Linked DNA regions of Mus musculus: region 2 is linked to region 1. Evidence: chromatin contacts called from ENCODE Hi-C or POLR2A ChIA-PET data. All regions are on one chromosome and are shown on one strand. Each heading gives the region's core, a stretch centred on a gene start or an enhancer-like site at or near the end of the contact. The rest is flanking DNA. Distances are from core to core; before and after follow the strand shown.

Region 1 (5,563 bases), core at 816-3,315:
GAGAGGAAACATGTGAAAACAATAAGTCAGTAAATAAAAGGCAGAATTTCTATGAAAGAAACAAGAAACCATGATGGGAAAACATAGAGTAAGTTTTATTTCTCAAAAATTATCTTGTTGCCTGGCAGTGGTGTCTTTGCCTCTAATCCCAGCACTTTGGTGGAACAACCAGGGCTACACAGAGAAGCCCTATTTTGAAAAACCAACCAACCAACCAACTAACCCCAAAAACCTAAAACGTTTAAAAAGCTATAGGGTGTTTATCTCTGTTCCCTAGCTCTCTCCTCTCTTTCCCTTCTCCCTGCCCGCCAACCCCCAACCCCGTGTATAATTCAGAATGTTCTGGAACTCCTCCTGTAGACCAGGCTCTAACTCAGAGATCTGCCTGCCTCTGTTTCCCCAGGGCTGGGTGTAAAGGCGTGTGCCTCCACTGTTCAGCTGTCTGGCTCTCTCATGTTCACACCACCTCACACCACCTATACATTAATTAGTTCACTCAACACTTCTGGGCATCTGTTTTGTATCAGATGGCCTTGTACTGTGTGCTAGAGTCACAGATGCCCAAGAAGGACTCTGTCTCGTGTAGTTCCCATAGTGCATAATCATCTGGGGTATTTGCAAGAATGCAGATTCCTGGCTTCACCTTTGGTCTACTGAGTCTTCAGGAATTGAATCGAAGTGTCAAGTCCCACCTCGTGTCTTGGTATATACTGAGATGATTCATTTCTTTGTTTTTGCTTATTTGTTTGTTTTGTCTCTACTAAAATTATAACCAACTGGGAATCAAATAAAAATTTAATGCTGGCCTGGAGAGATGGCTCAGGGGTTATATAGCAGTGACTGCTTTTCCAGAGGTCCTGAGTTCAATTCTCAGCAACCTCATGGTGCTCACAACCATCTGTAATGGGATCGGACGCCCTCTTCTGGTGTGTCTGAAGACAGCTACAGTGTACTAATATAAATGAATAAAAAATTCACACACACACAAAAGAAAGAAAGAAAGAAAGAAAGAAAGAAAGAAAGAAAGAAAGAAAGAAAGAAAGAAAGAAAGAAAGAAAGAAGGGAGGGAGGGAGGGAGGAAGAAAGAAAGGAGGGAGGGAGGGAGGAAGAAAGAAAGAAAGAAGGGGAAGAAGGAAGGGAGGGAGGGAGGGAGGGAGGGAGGGAGGGAGGGAGGGAGGAAGGAAGGAAGGAAGGAAGGAAGGAAGAAAGAAAGAAAGAAAGAAAGAAAGAAAGAAAGAAAGAAAGAAAGAAAGAAAGAGAGAAAGAGAGAAAGAGAGAAAGAGAGAAAGAGAGAAAGAGAGAAAGAGAAAGAAAAGCCGGGCAGTGGTGGCGCACGCCTTTAATCCCAGCACTTGGGAGGCAGAGGCGGGCGGATCTCTGAGTTTGAGGCCAGCCTGGTCTACAGAGTGAGTTCCAGGACAGCCAGGGCTACACAGAGAAACCCTGACTCGAAAAACCAAAATAAATAAATAAATAAATGAAAAAAATCAATGCTAAGAAAATGCGTCAATAATGATTGTACAATATATTATCAAAATAACTCCCCGTTCCTAGCGGAACGCAGTCAAGTAGCGGTAGTCATAACCGGACAAAGTAGCCAACGACACAGTTGTTTGCGAATGTTCTGTTTCCTGGGGCTGCGTGGAGGATCAGTAAAGATCTAAAGCTGAGACATTCGTTTGCCCAGATTTAACTGGAGCTAGGTGCTTTCACCCAGTTACTGTACTTGGCTTTGTTGGTGAGACAGTGCGCAGGTGCACCGAGACCTTGGCTACACGCATGCGCAGTACTTAACTCTGAAGCCACAGGCGGGAGCTTACGGGCGAGTGTTTCTTCTCCACCTCAGAACGTTCAGTGCTAGAATTCAGAGACGGTGACTGTCTTTACTTTTGGAGAGCGACCTTGGTCTCACTATATCCCCCCCTTTCCTTTTGGGCTTCTCTAGTAAGTTGGCTGCCAGTACTTAATATGGCGAGAGGTTTGCAGCGGCGCACTCATTCCCGGCGCTCGGCTGGACTGGGCTGGGCGGTTCCCCACGAAAGGGCGGGAGTTTGACGGGCGGGGCCTGGCCTCCAGACTGAGGGCGGCCCCAGGCCGGGCCTGCAGGTTGCTGCAGCGGCCTCGGTAGCTGCGGAGCGCTTCGGGATCCCCGGGAACCGACTCTGGTGAGGTGGGCAGGGGCAGGCGGGAGGCGCTGAGCGTAACGGTCCGAGGTCCAGGGCCTGGGCGCCCGCGGGGATGTCGCCTGGACAGCGGCTTCCTGTATCCCGGGAGGCACCCCGGGCCCAGAGAGGGGCTGGGACCTGTCCCAGTGGTCGGGGCCTGCCTGCCTCAGTTTCCTGCTGCAGCCGCCGCCCAGAGAACCTCACACTCGGGTGGCCCACTGTCGTAGCCCGGAGCTGACGGGATGAGATGCTGCGCGCCCTGCGGATCACGCTCCGTGCACCCGGGAGTTTTGCAGCGCCCTGTGCTCATACGGCTTTGCATGTGATCTTCCCCTGAAAGTCCGCTCTCAGCCCACTGCCCCATTATCAGAACTTTGATTTTTCAGAACTCAAAGATCACTTCTTTAAAAATCTTTCTTGAGGCCTGCTCCAGGCTCAACTGATCAGATTCTTGCCTTTTGCGAACTTTGCCCAAGTCAGTGTTCTGCCACTCTTTCTTGTTCTGGGCTTGTTAGAAATCATGTCCTTTTTTTTCAACTCTTATGCCCTATGATGACTACTAGTAACTAAAAAAAAGTTACTGAATAGTCGAAAGATGACAGCTCTATTAAATGCATTACCTACAAAGGCCCCTTTAATCCATGCAGCGATCTATGGTGTGCGTTCTGTATATTCACGTTTTATGCACGAAGAAACAAGCACTTATAAATCAAGTTTCACAATGAGCTAGAACCCCCTACGAATATTATGACTTAACTAGATTGCCTTTAGTTTGCTGTTTATACGTTAGCCTGTAAGATATGGAGGTCAGGGTTGCAACTCACGTTTCAATAAAAGGGCTGCTTTTTTTTTTAACCCAGCGTCTTATGCAGCCAGTCAGTGTTGAGATTTCAGGCCTGTGAGTCTAGGCTGGGCCCTGAGAAAGCTTATGAAGTAGGATTGATAATATTACCAAATCGATAGTTTTCTTAACAAAAATCAAGGCCAGCTCTGCACTGTCTTACTGGTACATCTACACCCTGTGCTGCAGGAACATATTGTCACATTTTGCTCAAATTACCTCAGAAAGCTTCAGGTGTGGATGTCATTAATTCATTCCCCTTAGGAAATGCTCTGCAGTGCTGTGAGTTTTATATTTTTTGATTTTGGCAGCTAATGAAATGAGAATAGAATTTGGAATTGAATTAGACTTTGATTTCCGCTTTGCTACTAACCAGTTGCGCCTGGTGGACACGTGAAGGCTATAGAGGACGTTGTGGAGATGTCTTTAGCCTTCGTGTGGGTTAGAATCATTAGGCCAACTCCTTACCTGTGGAACCATGCTCCCATGTAAAAAATATTTAGTTTTAAGCCGGGTGTGGTGGCGCACGCCTTTAATCCCAGCACTTGGGAGGCAGAGGCAGGCGGATCTCTGAGTTTGAGGCCAGCCTGGTCTACAAAGTGAGTTCCAGGACAGCCAGGGCTACACGGAGAAACCCTGTCTCGAAAAACAACAAACAAACAAACAAAAAACAACAACAAAATTTTGTTTTAATTATGTGTATGGGGGCAGCAGAGTGGATACAAATGCAGGTATCAGAGCTGTAGACCTCCTGGAACTGAGTTAGAGGCAGCTGTTAGTATGTGATGAGAACTGAATTTGCATGCCCTGCAAGAGCAATCTGGCCTCAAACTCAGGGATCTACTACCTCCTGCCTCCCACTCGCAGGGATCAAAGGAGTGCACCATCATGTCCAGCTTACATTGCCATTTTCTGAATCCTACTTTTCTTTCATCCTTTCCTTTTTTTTTTTTTTTTTTTTTTTTTGAGACAGGGTTTCTCTGTGTAGTCCTGGCTGTCCTGGAACTCACTCTGTAGACCAGGCTGGCCTCAAACTCAGAAATCCGCCTGCCTCTGCCTCCCAAGTGCTGGGATTAAAGGCGTGCACCACCACGCCTGGCTCATCTTTTTTTCTCTTTTTTGGGATTTTATTTATTTTTATTTCATATGTATGAGTGCTTTGTATGTGTGTCTGGGGGCATTAGAAGTTGAAGAGACCCTTGCATCCTCCAGGTAGTTACAAGTCACACATAGTCACGCCTGCCTCTGCCTCCCAAGTGCTGGGATTAAAGGTGTGCGCCACCACGCCTGGCTGAGGACAGTAATCTTAATCCCTCTAAGTTTTTACTTTGTGGTAATGGAAGTTGCAGCTGATTATTGTACGCGTGAAACACTATCCATTGTTTATGATCTTACTTTTGCTCTGTGAACAGCTGTGGAGCTGCCGACATTTTGTAAAGCTGTGTTGGTGATCAGAAGGATCACGTTACTTAATGTTGTTCATATAATGGCATAATATATAACGGCACTTCATACACCAGGTCTGTTTCACGAGCTGGGAATGCAGCACTGACTCAAACAATGTTAGTTGGGGTGTGTGTGTGTGTGTGTGTGTGTGTGTATAGTCTCAGTAGTTGGAAGGCAGAAACTGGAGGATCACAAATTCTAGGTCAGCCTGAGCCACCAGAACAAGACACTGTCTGAAACAAACAAGCCAACAATCACAAACCAGTCTTTGTACCAGAGGGACTTACATTTTGGTTAGTTGTTGTACATAATAATTAGAGAAATATAGACTTGGTAAGGAGAACACACATGTGGGTATACACATGTGGCACAGGTGGGTAAGTATGGTGGTACTTCACATTGTCCAACTTACTAAGAAGGTGACATTTGGTCAGGAGCCTGGTTAGGGAGTGAATCATGTGGATAACATGAGTGTGGTTCTTGCAGGGCTCAGCACACAGGAGGGTGGCTAGCTGTGCAGGTGGAGGTGTGTGAGCAACTGGGAGATGAGAAAGAAACAGGAGTAATTCATTTGGATGAGATGGGTCAGCTAGATACTCTGGGCAAGTATAAAGATTCTCTTTAACTCTAGTTGGTTGGTACCTAGGGTATGTGTGTGTTTCATTTTTTGAGACTGGGTCTCTATATGTAGCCCAGGCTGTCTTCAGGTCTACTATGTAGCCCTGGGGAGAATCTAATTTGTAGCAGTCCTTCTGCCTCAGCCTCACAAATGCCTGATTTTAGGCTTGTCCTGCTCTGCCTGGCTGTTTATGTTTGGTTTTGTTTGTTTTGATTTTGAGTGCATATGTGAGTACCAGCATAGGGTGCAGTTCTCAGGCAGAGGTTAGAGGATGACTTCCACGGGGCATTCTCTCCTTGAACTCTGGGTTCTGTGGGTTGACCTCGGGTTGTCAGGATGGCAGCTAGCACTTCTACTCCTGAAGCACCTCAGCAGTCCTGGTTTGTATTTTACAAGGATGCTCTAACTGTTCTAATGAGAACAAAACAAAACAAAACAAAATAACAGAATTTAGGAGGTATCAGTAGCGCCTGGGAGGAGCTTTGGCAGCAA
Region 2 (5,872 bases), core at 112-2,611, 160 kb after region 1:
AATTACAGCTCAAACTATCCAAAAAGCCCTGAAAGAAATAGTCTCTCCCTTGAGTTGCCATCCATCCTAGTTTTTTCCCACCAAGTCATATAATAAGATTCGCATCAACTTAAATCTTAACGTACACAATAAAATGGTTTCTGCCAACTGCACACACTCAGTCATCTCGGAATCTAGGAGCCAAGAAGGCTTTAGGACCCAGAATACTTCTGCAACACAGCCTGTAATTCGCAACTTTATCTACCAGAATGAATGGATCTTTAGCACTTGAATAAACCACAGGGGACTCCTTAGAACTTCCAATAAAACACACACTTAGGTTACTAACTCGCTTACTAACACGGGCACTCCAACCTGCTACGTTAGTCCATACCCCAATACTAACCTGTAGATCTTTAAAATGCCTTTCCTTCTATTTTACGCGGCTGCAAAGTGGCGCCGCCAACCTTCAGACAGTAAGTAAGCTATCTAAGACACCCACCCTCCTTCCTCCAACTCCCAAAGGTGCTGCAGATAGCAGCCCCTCCCCTAGTTGGGAATCAAGGACCAGCCATCCTAGCTACAATTCTTCAAGCCTCTCCGACCTACAGGGCGGCTCCAATCACCTACACTTAGGAAGCCCCTCCTCAGCGCTAGACCTAGGAAGCTATACACTGCAATCCCTGCACCTCCAGGCCCTAAAAGCGACCGGTTCCCAGCCTCCCAGGACACCTTTCCTCCCCATAGGAATGTCCCTAGTGTAGTCCACTTTTGCAGGTCATAGGCCACTAGGACCTCTTCACTTCGGGGCAGAGGTGAGAGTTAAAACCTCGTTCCCGCTTAAAGCCAACGAAGCCTTCCCCACTAAGCGTGCAGGCGTTTTCATCGCAATCCCCCCCCCCCCGACCCGGTAGTTCGCAGGCCGCGAGGCCACCCGATGCTGGCCGCTTCCCCTCTCAGGACCACCGGGCATCCCCGCTAAGGCCCTGCTCCCACTTCGGCACGCAGACTCCACCTTTCGCATCCTCGGAGGCCCCGGAGCGTGAGCGGCGCCCCAGGACCCCCGCAGCCCCGCCGCGACCCTTTGTGTTGGGCGCTCGCGGCCGCGGGCTCCGAGGCCTGGGAAGGCCCCGCCCCGAGGCACCAAGGAGGCGGCTCGAGCCCCGCACAGCCCCGCCCGTTCCGGGGCTGCGGGAGTCTTACCGGGGAGAGCTTGCGCGGCACCAGAACCCAGACCCGAGTTACCCCCCGCGCGAGTGCCTCAGCCCTGCGGCCGACAGCCCCAGCCCGAACGGCTTTCCCGGAGCCCACTGCAGCCAACACCTCCACAGCCGCTTCACAAAATGGCCGCCCGCCCGCTCCGGCGCTCCGCGTTCCCGGAGTAGGCGGGGCGCCGCTGCCGACGTCACCTGATGGGAGACGCAGGCGCGCTGAGGATTTGGGGTGGGGGCAAAAGCTCGGAAGTTGCAGGTATTTGTGGTGAACCCGGTATTTTAGTAGCTGTTTGCAAAGTCAGACCTGAAGCTATTGTCCAAGGTTCCTTGCAGAGCTTTTAAAGTACAGGCTCCTTTGGCTCTTGGAGACCCCCGTGAAGGGAGAAAAACAATGCCTTCACTGCAGAACTGTCTTGAGGATTAAACGCACCAAGAAGCAAAAGCTTGAACCTTTTTTTGACTATTGAAAAAAAAAAAAATGGGAGGCAGAGGCAGGCGAATTCTGAGTTCGAGGCCAGCCTGGGCTACAGAGTGAGTTCCAGGACAGCCAGGACTATACAGAGAAACCCTGTCTCGAAAAACCAAAAAAGAAAGAAAGAAAGAAAGAAAGAAAGAAAGAAAGAAAGAAAGAAAGAAAGAAAGAAAGAAAGAAAGAAAGAAAGAAAGAAAGAAAGAAAGAAAGAAAGAAAGAAAGAAAGAAAGAAAGAAAGAAAGAAAGAAAGAAAGAGAAAGAAAGAGAGAGAAAGAAAAGAAAGAAAGAAAGAAAGAAAAAGGAAGGAAGGAAGGAAGAGAAAGAAAGAAAGAAAGAAAGAAAGAAAGAAAGAAAGAAAGAAAGAAAGAAAGAAAGAAAGAAAGAAAGAAAGAAAGAAAGAAAGAAAGAAAGAAAGAGAAAATAATCCTGCTTGGCAGTGGTGGCACAAGCCTCTAATCCCCGCACTTGGGAGGCAGAGGCAGGCAGATTTCTGAGTTTGAGACCAGCCAGCACTACACAGAGAAACCCTGTCTTAAACACACACAGAAAGAAAGAAAGAAAGAAAGAAAGAAAGAAAGAAAGAAAGAAAGAAAGAGAGAGAGAGAGAGAGAGAGAGAGAGAGAGAGAGAGAGAGAGAGAGAGAGAGAGAGAGAGAGAGAGAGAGAGAAAGGAAGAAAGGAAGGAAGGAAGGAAGGAAGGAAGGAAGGAAGGAAGGAAGGAAGAGAAAATATTCTTCTGCCATGGGGCTGGAGAGATGTCTCAAAGGTTAAAAGCTCATACTGCTCTTCCTGGCATCTTAAATTCTATGAGCTACATGGAGTGGCTCACAACCTCCTGTAACTCCAGCCTCAAATCTGACTCCCTCCTCTGGCCTCTGTAGGCAGCGACACTAATATGTACAAACTCTCACACAGAGACATTAATAAAAATAAATATAAAAAGAGTAAAATATCTTTCAATATTTCCTATAATCCCCAGTATTTGATTATACAGGGAGACCTAGGCTCTACCAGACTCTGCCCCTTGATTTTGTGTGTGTGTGTGTGCGAGAGAGAGAGAGAGAGAGAGAGAGAGAGAGAGAGAGAGAGAGAGAGAGAGAGAGAGAGAGAGCGCATGCGCGCGGGCAAATAAGAGGGATGGAGAGAGAGAGGAGAGAGACAGAGAGAAAGAGAGAAAGAAAGAGATTTTCTTGCCTCTATCTCCTGGAATTTTGGTGTGTACCTCCTTGTCTGGACCTAAGCTTTTCATAGTCACTGTGCCTTAAGATCAGGATCAAAAGCCTGTGACTTCCATTTCTGAATTGTTGTTCATTCCAGACTAAAAGTCCTAGAGAAGTCAATAACCCAGTAATAATGATGCCTAATATAATAGAACTATTCTGTGTTAAATGGCAAATGAATAAACAATAAGCTTAGCTGGGTAGGACCAAGCCCCAAGGTCACCACGCCCTTAATCTGCTTGAACAAGGGATTCAGCTCCATTTCCCTACCTGAACCGGATATTTTATATTTTTTCCTTTCTAAGCTTGCTACGCTTGTTCAAAATGCTCTTCATGAGACTTTCCCAGAGAACAAAGTCTCTAAAAAAGTTGGGCTTTTTTGAGATTTCCTTTGTCAATGTAATTAATATAAATCCCTTTACCTTAGCCTCAGCCAGACTCCTCATACAAGGGCAAAAAGTGACATATTCTTCTCCAAAATATCACAAGAGCAGTCTCTAGGCCACATACTGAAATTCTTCTTCACTGAAACCTCTTGGGCCATATCTACACAGTTGAAATCACCCTCAGCACCTATGTCTTCCATATTCTTCCTAGGATAGCCCTTTAAGCCCCACTTAAACCATTCCACTGTTTCCCAAATCCAAATCCCCAAAATCTACCTTCCTCCCAACAAAAACATGGTCAGGCCTATCACAGCAATACCCCACACCTAATACCAACTTCTGCCTTAATTAGGGATTTACTGCTGTGAACAGAAACTATGACTGAGGCAACTCTTATAAGGCCAACATTTTTTTTTAAGATTTATTTATTTATTTATTATATGTAAGTCTTAATAGCGTTCGCGCGCCCGACGAGGAAGAACACAACAGACCAGAATCTTCTGCGGCAAAACTTTATTGCTTACATCTTCAGGAGCTAGGAGCGCAAACCCCCAGCCCCAAAAGCGAAAGCCCCTTCAATAATCTTTAGGAGCCAGAGCTCCGGCGCGCTAAAGCGCAGAGCGCGCTCTATTGTTTACATCTTTAGGCAGCGAGAGAGCGCAGGGCGCGCAGAGCCAGAGAGATGCCAGCGAGAGAGAATGGCGGAAACCCGTCTCCTTTTTAGGAGAGTTATATTTCGCCTAGGACGCATCACTGCCTGATTGGCTGCAGCCCATGGCCGAGCTGACGTTCACGGGAAAAGCAGAGTACAAGTAGTCGTAAAATACCCTTGGCACATGCGCAGATTATTTGTTTACCACTTAGAACACAGGATGTCAGCGCCATCTTGTGACGGCGAATGTGGGGGCGGCTCCCAACATCTCCCCCTTTCCTTTTAATAAGAGCAAATAGGCCACCCAACTAATGAGAGTGGAGATAGAGGTCAAATCCCCAGTGTGTAGGTAAAGGAGCCATGTACAGGATTAGCTCTTAGGCTCACAGGCTTTTACCCAGAGCAACCCTGACCTGCTCCCGTGTCGTTTTGCCTGGAGAGAAGGACACTTGGACACTCAACCTTCTTGAAAGATGACATGTCTCCCTAGAATAGGCTCATATATGCCGTAGAGCCTTTCTACTGCAGTGCTTAGCCGTGCAACTCTCTCGGGCTGCTGAAGCACACTCACTCTATCCCGTGCAATGAGTCTAGCCTCGTGAGATGTAAGAGCTGAGTGGCCAGCGACCTATTGCCTAAGCATAGATATATCAGGGGAAGCTCCATGTTCTAGTCCTGTAAGCGCCTGGGCAATAACCACCTTGTCTCTCCTAGTTTGGGCCTTAAGCTTACAGACCAATCAAAGAAGCAACACTAATCCACAGCAAAGTGTATCTCCAAATAATATTAATCCCACCCATTCTTTAAAGAAGGGAAATGCTGAGGAGATCCAATTGGGTAATCTTTTGGTCAGGGACAGGTCCAAGCGCGTGGAGTTGACCTGAAGTCTCAATTCTCGAAGGATCTGTTCAAATTCAGCCGTCCAATTCTGTAACATATACTGAAAAAGACTTTTTGACAAATTAGCTGTCCTAGTAAATTTCTCATACTGAATGGAAGTAACACACAATCTCGGAAACTTTTGTTTACACCCCAGCTGAGCTATTTGCCATAATACATCTAGTTGTTCCTAGACAAGATCTATGAGTTGATTAACCAGCATGAGACCTCCCTGTATCTTGACATTAGCTGAGGCCTGTTTATCTATGACTGTAGTCACTGAGGCTGACAAAGTGTTAATGGTGTCAGTTGTCTGGACCTGTCCAGACAGAGCCAAGGCTGTCTGAATCAAGGCTAAACCCAGTTCCTAGTTAGTGTAAAAAGGCAGGAGAATACTTGAGCATTATACATCACCGTCATTGGGAGTGGAAATGTCGACATTATCCCCCAACGCTGCTCTCTCTTTATTATTGACGCCCTGGACATCACCAAGACGAGGGACATCAGTATTCCCTTGGTCAGTCTGGATTTTTCGGGTGAGTCTTTCTGGTATCCAAAATGGGTTGTCTTCATTCTGTGGGAAAACACAGATAGCTCCCCTGGATCTTATCAAAATAGGATCCAGGCCATACCATTTATTATCAAGGACATTTTTCCATTTAACCATCTCATTGGGCCTATCTGGCTCTGTACAATGACGTTTAGTCGCAGTATGGCCATGAGCATCAATATTTAAAAAATTGAGTGTAAAGAGTGCCATAGACACAGACACTCTTGGTGCTCGGGGTAAAATCTCTTCAATTCCCCTCTTCTGTTTTATAAGATAGGCTTTGAGGGTGCGATGCGCACGCTCAACAATACCCTGTCCTTGAGGGTTGTATGGAAGTCCAGTCAGGTGGGTTACGTCCATCTTACGGCAGAACTGCTGAAATTTTTGAGACGTATAAGCTGGTCCATTATCAGTCTTAAGGAGTTTGGGTTTCCCCCAAGCACTCCATGTCTCAAGGCAATGTTGAATCATATGTGAGGCTTTTTTTCCGGTTAACGGAGAAGCAAACATGATGCCAGAAC

Evidence for each region. A loop is a pair of places that touch in the nucleus more often than their neighbours do. ChIA-PET counts read pairs that join two places held with the same protein, here RNA polymerase II (POLR2A).
Region 2: POLR2A ChIA-PET joins it to region 1 with 18 read pairs in embryonic stem cell. The contact joins the promoter of Cpne1 here to the promoter of Cep250 in region 1. A Hi-C loop is called at or near these places in 1 of 37 maps with a recorded cell type or tissue (CH12F3). POLR2A ChIA-PET finds 5 or more read pairs at or near these places in 2 of 5 experiments (Patski and embryonic stem cell).

Annotation. Positions count from the first base shown.
Region 1 is chr2:155,954,493-155,960,055 of GRCm38, forward strand. Cep250 (centrosomal protein 250) reads left to right here and starts at 2,066. Exons shown (of 33, transcript NM_001130000.1): 1 at 2,066-2,165.
Region 2 is chr2:156,110,604-156,116,475 of GRCm38, forward strand. Cpne1 (copine I) reads right to left here and starts at 1,362. Exons shown (of 16, transcript NM_170590.3): 1 at 1,183-1,362. It overlaps Rbm12 (RNA binding motif protein 12), which reads right to left and starts at 1,362. Exons shown (of 3, transcript NM_029397.3): 1 at 1,183-1,362.